Regions from separate parts of the Homo sapiens genome. Here region 1 is linked to region 2. A link is a contact called in ENCODE Hi-C data. All regions are on one chromosome and are shown on one strand. The core of a region is the stretch at or near the end of the contact, and the rest is flanking DNA. Distances in the headings are between cores, read along the strand shown.

Region 1 (4,095 bases), core at 1,152-3,651, 2.5 Mb after region 2:
TAGATTTGTGTATATTTTATGGTAGTAAATGATAAAATAGACTCCTATCTACATATATTTTATGCATTCATGACATACCTAACTTTTCCTGAATTTTCTTGATATTTCTAGACCATGCTGCAAGCTTTTTTAAATTATCACAAATCTCCAAAAAATGTTTATTGAAAAAAATCCATGTAGAAGAGGACCTGTGCAGTTCAAACCCATGTTGTTCAAGGGTCACCTGTAGTTGCAAAGGTGATGGAAGAGCTGAAAACCTAAACGGGAGGGTAGAGCAACCCAGAAAGTAGAAACTGCTACTTCCCCAGGGCTAGAGGAACAAGGGAAGAGAGGGTATTATTAGGAGCCGAAGTTATGGAGGAGACTTGGCCACTGCTGGAGGCATCACCTGAAACAGAAAGGGCTGGAGAGAGAATATTCCTGGCTTCTCTCTTCTACCAAGCTCAATCTCCTGCCACTGCTTCCCATTGACTGAACTTGTCAGGAAGCCAGGGTGCAGGGGAGCCTGGGAAATGTAGTCCACAGAGGTCAGGGCCGTGCAACACAGCACAGCAGAGAAGGATGAGGGATGGATCTGAGGACAAACAGGAAAGTGACAGTCTCCACCGCCTGAGCTGTGTGATGGGGATGAGAAGGGCCCTGTGCCTACCTGAAGGCAGAAGATTGTCTCAGCTGACAGCTTTGCGTCTTTTCTGATTCCTACAGAAATGGAGAGCATGAGCAGCAAGGGAGAAGTCTTTGTCACCCTATCCCCAACAGGAGGGGACTGTGGGAGAATGATCTTAGGTGGGGAGATGACCTGTGGTCTGGGGAACCAGGATGGCTGGGTTCTTGAGAGGCCCTGCCAGCCAGAGCTGGAGATCAATCCCCGCATTAGCAAGAGCAAACATCCAGCACTGTGGGGAAGTCACTATAGTAGCTGCCATAGATGAAGCATCCACTGGTCCAGGAACTAACCTTCATGCTTTAGGTGGATTATTTCATGTAATCCTTTTTTATTTTATTTATTTATTTATTTATTTGAGATGGAGTCTCGCTGTTTCTCCCAGGCTGGAGTGCAGTGGCGCCATCTTGGCTCACTGCAAGCTCCTCCTCCCACGTTCACACCATTCTCCTGCCTCAGCCTGGCAAGTAGCTGGGACTACAGGCGCCCGCCACCATGCCCGGCTAATTTTTTGTATTTTTAGTAGAGACGGGGTTTCACCATGTTAGCCAGGATGGTCTCGATCTCCTGACCTCGTGATCCACCTGCCTTGGCCTCCCAAAGTGCTGGGATTACAGGTGTGAGCCACCATGCCTGGCCTCATGTAATCCTTTTGATAACCCTTTGAGATAAGCACCAAGGGTGTTCCATAAAACCTAAAAAAAATTATAGCCAAAAAAAAAAGATTGTTCCAGTACACATATAACTGAACAAAAAAGTCCTGAAACTGAAAAATGAAAAATCCCAGAAGGTCTGAGTGTAGTGTGGCTGCTTGAGGCCAAATTAGACCTTCTGGTCAACATGATTTCCTGTAAGTGAATAGATAAAAATAAGCTTCTGTATATGTTCTATGTATTGAATCATACAGTATCACTATATATGTTTTTTCATTCAATATTTCTTACAATCCAGCATTGTAAAAGTTTCACATGACATGACACTTTAGAGGAAGAAATGGAAAATCAGGCTGGATGTGGTGCCTCACACTTGTAATCCCAGCAATTTGGGAGGCCAAGGCCAGAGGATCTGTTGAGCCCAGGAGTTCAAGACCAGCCTGGGCAACATGGTGAAACCCCATTTCTACAAATAATAAAAAAAAATTATCCAAGCATGGTGGTGCATGCCTGTAGTCCCAACTACTCCAGAGGCTGAGGTGGGAGGGTCACTTGAGCCCAGGAAGTTGAGGATGTAATGAGCCGAGATCATGCCACTGCACTCCAGCCTGGGTGACAGAGTGAGACCCTGTTGAAAGAAAGAGAGAAAGAGAGAAAAGAAAGAAAGAAAAGAAAAAGAGAGAAAGAAAGAAAGAAAGAGAGAGAGAGGGAGACAGAGAGGGAGGGAGGGAGGGAGGGAGGGAGGGAGGGAGGGAGGGAGGGAGGGACAGAAAGAAATGGAAGATCAGAGAAGTGGAATAACCTCCTAGGATCACACAGCTTGTGAATGAGAGGCACTGAGTTGCTCAGTGATGGAGTGTCTAATGTTGGGTGTGTATGTACTGACTGTGTCCCAAGGCCAATTATAACTTGGGGAAGGCACCACTACCTCCCTGTCATACAATGGGTACATTGTCTGTCAATGGCACGTGGTTGTACACACCTCCAGGGGTAAACAATCAAAAGTCAGGAGCCTCTCCAGCTCTCCCTCATAAAAATACTGTATCCTCTAGGGAGTGGGGTTCTCTAGTCCAGCCCCATGTGATATGCAGTCCCAGTGGGGCCGGGAGATTTGCCCAAGGTCACACAGCTGGTTAGAGGGGAACCACACACCACCACGTCCTGCAGCTGCAAATCTGTTTCATGGCCTGCTTCCTCTCTTCTTCCCTAGAATGCCTTTTTTTTCTACCACAGAGTTTCTACAGTTCAAACCTGGAGGGCAGGTTGGGTTTTGTTTTGTTTTTCACACACTCCTTCACAGATTACAGGAGAGATTTTACTCTTGAACTGAAAGTAGAAAATTATTGTTAGCTTTAACACACAGCTCTTTCTCTCTTCCCCAACCCAGATACATTAGGATCCTCTTGTCCTATCAAAAAAAAAATAGTAATAATAATAATAATAATAATAATAATAATTCTATGGGGCAGAAAAGAGAAGAATTTGTGAGTTTCCCATTCCTGGCTGGACATTTCCCACAAATGGCAGTTAAGTCTTCATTGACTAATAGGAAAAGAGCAGCTCCAGCCGCATGACTTCACGGCACAGGCAAAGTCAAAGGCAAGGAGAGCTCACCTTAACTCTGGTGTATAGACACAGACTCCATGCCTCTTGTCCAACTCTTCCATCAGGGAGCCAGAACGTCCACATCTTCCAGGTTCCTGTAGGCTGTGTTTAGGGAGAGATGTAAGACTCTACTGGAACTTACGTGCTGGGAGGGCCAATGGTGCTGACACTTGGTCTTCTTGCTCTTGGCTGATGGATAGCAGGGAATATGAAGCTATCTATATCTCACTCAGATAGAGATGGACATTCCAGTCAAAAGCTAAGCTACTTCTGAATGCAAAGATGGTGTATCAGCTTTTGCTGCATAACAAACCACTCCAAAATGTAGTGGTTAAAATAACTATTGTTTATTTAGCTCATGAGTCCTCATATTAGCCATTTGGGTTGTGCTTAGCTGGGCTCATTCCTATGTCTTTGGTCAGCTGCTGGGTTTGCTGGGCCTGTCTGATCTGGGATGGCTCAGCTGAGACAGTATGCCTCTGCTCCACGTGGTCTCTCATCCTCAGCAGCATAGCCTGAGCTTTATGCACAGTAGCCTGGGCTTTATCCATGGTAACCAACAGGCTCCCAAGACAAGAGCAGCAGTACTCAGGGCCTCTTGAGGCCCAGGCTTGGAACTGTCATAAGGTGACTCCCAACATATTCCAATGGCTAAGTCAAGTCAAAAGGCCATCCCTGATTCAAGGACTGGAAATCAGCCCCAGAAGCTACAAAGTCACATTGGAAAGGGGCATAGATTTAGGGAGGGGGAAGGATTGTCACCATGTTTGCAAATGATCTTCCCCTATATCCATTTAAAATTCTTCTAGGAACAAAGTAGGGGTTTCAGGAAAAAAAAAAGTGTTGAATCAAATAATACACCCAAGTAAGAGTTTGTGGCACCAGCCTGTTGCACGCCTACTAAATGCAAGCCTTAAGCCTCTGCAGTGGGTAGACCCTAAGCAGTAGCAAGCTGGAGCCTGCTAGCACTGACTCATGAAAGCCAACTGTTAAATGCTCAGGAATTTTTTGAGCCAGTTGTTAAACCATCATAGCTTGAAACTGACCATGGTGGGAGCGTTTACACCATGGGAATTGGCTAGCACTACAAATCAGGGTGCTTTTTCTCCTGGAGAGCTGGTTTACCCACACACCATCCCCGTTAAGCTGAAGGAAATACTGTCTCTTCCAACT
Region 2 (4,317 bases), core at 1,443-3,942:
ATTTCACCAGATGATTTCAATAAAAGATTCAAGTAGGTAGAAGAAAGAATCAGCAAACTGGAAGTGGGTCAATTAAAATGATCTCATTTGAAAATCAGAGAGAAATAAGAATGAAGAAAAGTGAACAGAGCCTAAAAAACCTGTAATATGTATGTATATGTAATACACTGACTTGTATATACACCTAAAGCATATTATCATGTGCATGATTGGAATTACAGAAAAATAGGAGAGAGAAAAAGAGGCAAAAGAATAGCCAAAGAAATAATGGCCAAAGCTCTCCATATTTGGTAAGATGTAAAAATCCACACATATAAGAAGCTCAATGAATCCCGAGAAGGATCGACACAAAGAGACTCACGGTGAGACACATTATAACCAAACTGTTAAACACTAGAAACAAAGAAACTCTGAAAAGCAACAAGGGAGCAGTGACTTGTGTCCAAGAGATGCTCAACAAGATTAAAAGCAGATTTCTCATTCCATGGAAGCCAGAGAGAGCAAAATGATATATTTAAAGTACTCAAATGAAAAGACAGAAACAACAACAATCAACCAAGAATTCTATATCTGACAAAATTATCCCTCAAAAATGGAGAAATTAAGACATTTACAGATGGACAAAATCTGAGGAAGTTAATAGTAGACCTGCCCTATAGGAAATGTTAAACAGAATTATTCAGGCTAAAATGACAGTAAGTTGAAGTCATATGTAGAAATAATGAACTCTGGTGAAGGTAAATGCATAGGTAAATGTAAAAGCCAGTATTATTTTATCTTTGGTTAATAACTCCTCTTTTGATTTCTTATATGATTTAAAAGGCAAATGCACAAAAAGTATAAATATATGGTTAATTGCCTCACAGTGCATAAAGATGTAATTTGTAACAATAACAACATAAAGCAGGCAAAAGCTGCATTTGGACACTCTTTTTATCTATTGAAGCTAAATTGATATCAATTCAAAATAGATTACTGTAAATTTAGGATGCTAATTATAATTCCCACAGTAACCACTGAGAAAATATCTTTAAAAAACACACAAAAAGAAATAAGGAAGAAGTAATAATGGCACACTAAAAAAAAAAAAAGTCAGTTAACCCCAAAAGAAAGCAATAATGAAGGAAATAAGGAACAAAAAAAGTATAACATATACAGAAAACAAATAGCAAAATGACAGAATTAAGAACTTCCTTATCAGTAATTATTTTAAATGCTCATGGATAAAATTTTCCCAAAGGCAGAAATGGTCAGACAGATAAAAACACGATTCCAGAGATTACTTTAGATCTAAAGATAAATGTGGGTTCAAAGCAAAAATATGGATAAAGATATTCCATGCAAGTAGTAACCAAAAGAAAGCCAGGGTGGCTCTACTAATATCAGGCAAAATGATCTTTTAGTCAAAAGCTATTAAAAGAGAGAAAGAAGGACATTAAATATTAATAAAAGAGTCTATTCTTTAAGAAGCCATAGCATTTATAAACATATAGGCAACAAACAACAGAGCCAAAAGATATGAAGCAAACACTGATGGACTTCAAGGGAGAAATAGATAGTTCTACAGTAACTATTAGAGATTTAAATATCCCACTTTCAGTAATGGATAGAACACTGAAATGGAGACCAAGAAGGACATAGAGAACTTGAATAGCACCATACACCAACTAGACCTGACAGAGATTTTGAACACTCCATTCCACAACAGCTGAATACACATTCTTCTCAATTTCTTCTGGGCCTGTTTCCAGAATAGACCATACGGTAGGCCACAAAAACAATTTTCAATTAATTTGAAAAGACTGAAATCATGTAAGTGATCTTCTCTGACCACAATGACATGAAGTTAGAAACCAATAACAACAACAACAAAAAATACTGGAAAGTCCACAAATATGTGAAAAATAAAATTAAATAACACACTCTTTAATACCAATAAACCAAAGAAGAAATCACTCTGGTAAATTGCAAAATTCCTAAACATGAATGAAAATAAAAACACACATACACAAACTTACAGGATGCAGAAAAAGCAGTGCTCAGAGGGTGACTTATAGCTGTAAATGCCAACATTAAAAATAAAGATCTCAAATCAATAATCCAATTTTGCACTTTAAGAAAGTAGAAAACAATAAGCAAACTAAGCCCAAGGCTTGTATTAAAAAAGGAAATAATAATTATTAGAGCAGAGATAAATGAAATAGAGGATAGAAAAACATCAGAGTAAACCTGGAGGACCTTGACTAATTCCCCTGACTAAACGAAAATGGTGATATTTCTATAGACCTACAACAAAAATATCATAAGAGAATATTCGAACTATTACAGAACAGAGATAAAATTGACAAGTCTCTAGAAACATACAATGTAGCAAAACTGACTCAAGAAGAAACATTAGTATTAGTGTTCTCCAGTGAAACAGAGCTAAGAAGATATCTATATCTCTGTCCATCCATCTAATCTATCTATCTATCTATCTATCTATCTATCTATCTATCTATCTGTCTATCTATCTCTATCAAGATATTTATTATAAAGAATTGGTTCACTTGATAATGGAGGCTGAAAAGATCCAAGATCTGGAGAACCAAAAAAGTTGAGAATATAAGTTCCAGTCCAATGGCTTTTTGAGTCTGGCAGGCTTCAGACTCAAAAACAACCAGTGTTTCAGTTTGAGTCTAAAGGCAGAAAAATAGCAATGTTTCAGCTAAAGGTAGTCAAGCAGAAGGGTTTCTTTTTATTTAGTTTTTTTTGTACTGTTGAGGTTTTCAGTTAACTGGTTGAAGCCCAAGCACATTAGGGAGGAAGGACAGTCTGCATTACTCAGTCTACTAATTCAAATGTTAATCTCATCCAGAGACACTGTTACAAAAACACCCAGAATGATGTTTGGCCAAATGTCTGGGACCAGTCAAGCTGATACATAAAATTAGCCATCAGAGATATAGTTAATAAAACTAAAAGTTAGATCCTTGAAAAGATCAACAAAATTGTCAAATCTTTAGCAAGACGAAGAAAAAAACAGAAGTTGCACTTAATTGAAATCAGAAGAAAACAGAAGTTGCACTTAACTGAAATCAGAAAAAAATAGAAGTTGCACTTAACTAAAATCAGAAATGAAAGTGGTGACATTTCTATAGACCTTCTACCACGAAAAGATCATAAGAGAATATTTGAACTATTGTATGCTAACAAATTACAAAACATGGATGAAATTGACAATTCTCTAGAAGCATACAAGGTAGCAAAACTGACTCATGAAGAAACAAAATTTGAACAGATTTATATAACAAGAAATTATATCAGTAATTAAACACTTCCCAACAAAGAAAAGCCTAAGACCAGATGGTTTTACTGGTGAATCTACTCAACATTTAAGCAATTAACAGCAATCCTTCTCAAACTTTTCCAAAAAATGGAAGAGGGAACATGTTCTAACTCATTCTATGTGGCCAGCTTATCCTGATACCAAAGCCAGACAAAGACATCACTAGAAATAAGAAAATTATGGACCAAAATCCCTTATGATTATAGATGAAGAAATCCTCAAGAAATACTAGCAAACTCAATTTAATAGCATATTAAAAGGATTATACATTATAACTAAATGGGATTTATCACAGAAATGCCAGAGTCATTCAATAAGATAACAGCAATCAATGTAATACACCATATTAATAGAACAAAGGAAAAAATAATTATCTTAACCAGTGCAGAAAAAGAATTTGACACAATCCAAAACCTTTCATGAGAAAAATACTCAAAAACTAGAAATGGGAGAAACTTTCTCAACATGTTAAAGGACATTTATGAAAACCTGATGATTAATACCATGGTCAATGGTGAAAGACTGAAACCTTTCTCTTTAAAATTAAGAACAAGACAAGGATGTTTGCTTTCAATATTGCTGTTCAACATTGTACTAAAAGTTCCAGACAGAGGATGTAGGCAAGAAAAAATAAGGAGCATTAAAATTGGAAAGGAAGAAGTAAAACTATTTCTAATGGCAGATAACATGATTCTCTATATTAAAAATTCCAAAAATCCACAAAAAGAGAAAACTGCTAGTGTTAGTAAACAAAGTCAGCAAAGTTGCAGGGCACAACATCAATACACACAAATCAGTTGCTTCTATATACCAGTAATTAACAAACTGAAAAGAAAATTAAGAATATACTTTTCTTTAGAATAAGAGCAAAGGAATAATATATGCAGGAATAAATTTAAATAATAAATGAATTGTACACTTAAAACAATAAAACATTGCTGAAAGTAATTCAAGAAGCTATAAATAAATGGAAGGCATCTAATGCTTAT

The links. A loop is a pair of places that touch in the nucleus more often than their neighbours do. Pooled maps may share reads with other maps.
Region 1: a loop to region 2 is called in a map with no recorded cell type, with 11 times the contacts of the local background. The contact joins two enhancer-like sites. A Hi-C loop is called at or near these places in 2 of 37 single-sample maps with no recorded cell type and 2 of 50 pooled maps.

Annotation. Positions count from the first base shown.
Region 1 is chr20:17,853,955-17,858,049 of GRCh38, forward strand. No RefSeq gene overlaps it. Among named protein-coding and RNA genes, the nearest start is that of SNORD17, 110 kb to the right of the region's middle. Within about 2 kb of position 2,402, at least 11 of the 41 ENCODE cell types and tissues checked have a DNase peak (open chromatin) inside an H3K27ac peak, as active enhancers do.
Region 2 is chr20:15,315,024-15,319,340 of GRCh38, forward strand. The region is part of intron 6 of MACROD2 (mono-ADP ribosylhydrolase 2); the gene reads left to right. Among named protein-coding and RNA genes, the nearest start is that of MACROD2-AS1, 390 kb to the left of the region's middle. Within about 2 kb of position 2,693, at least 2 of the 41 ENCODE cell types and tissues checked have a DNase peak (open chromatin) inside an H3K27ac peak, as active enhancers do.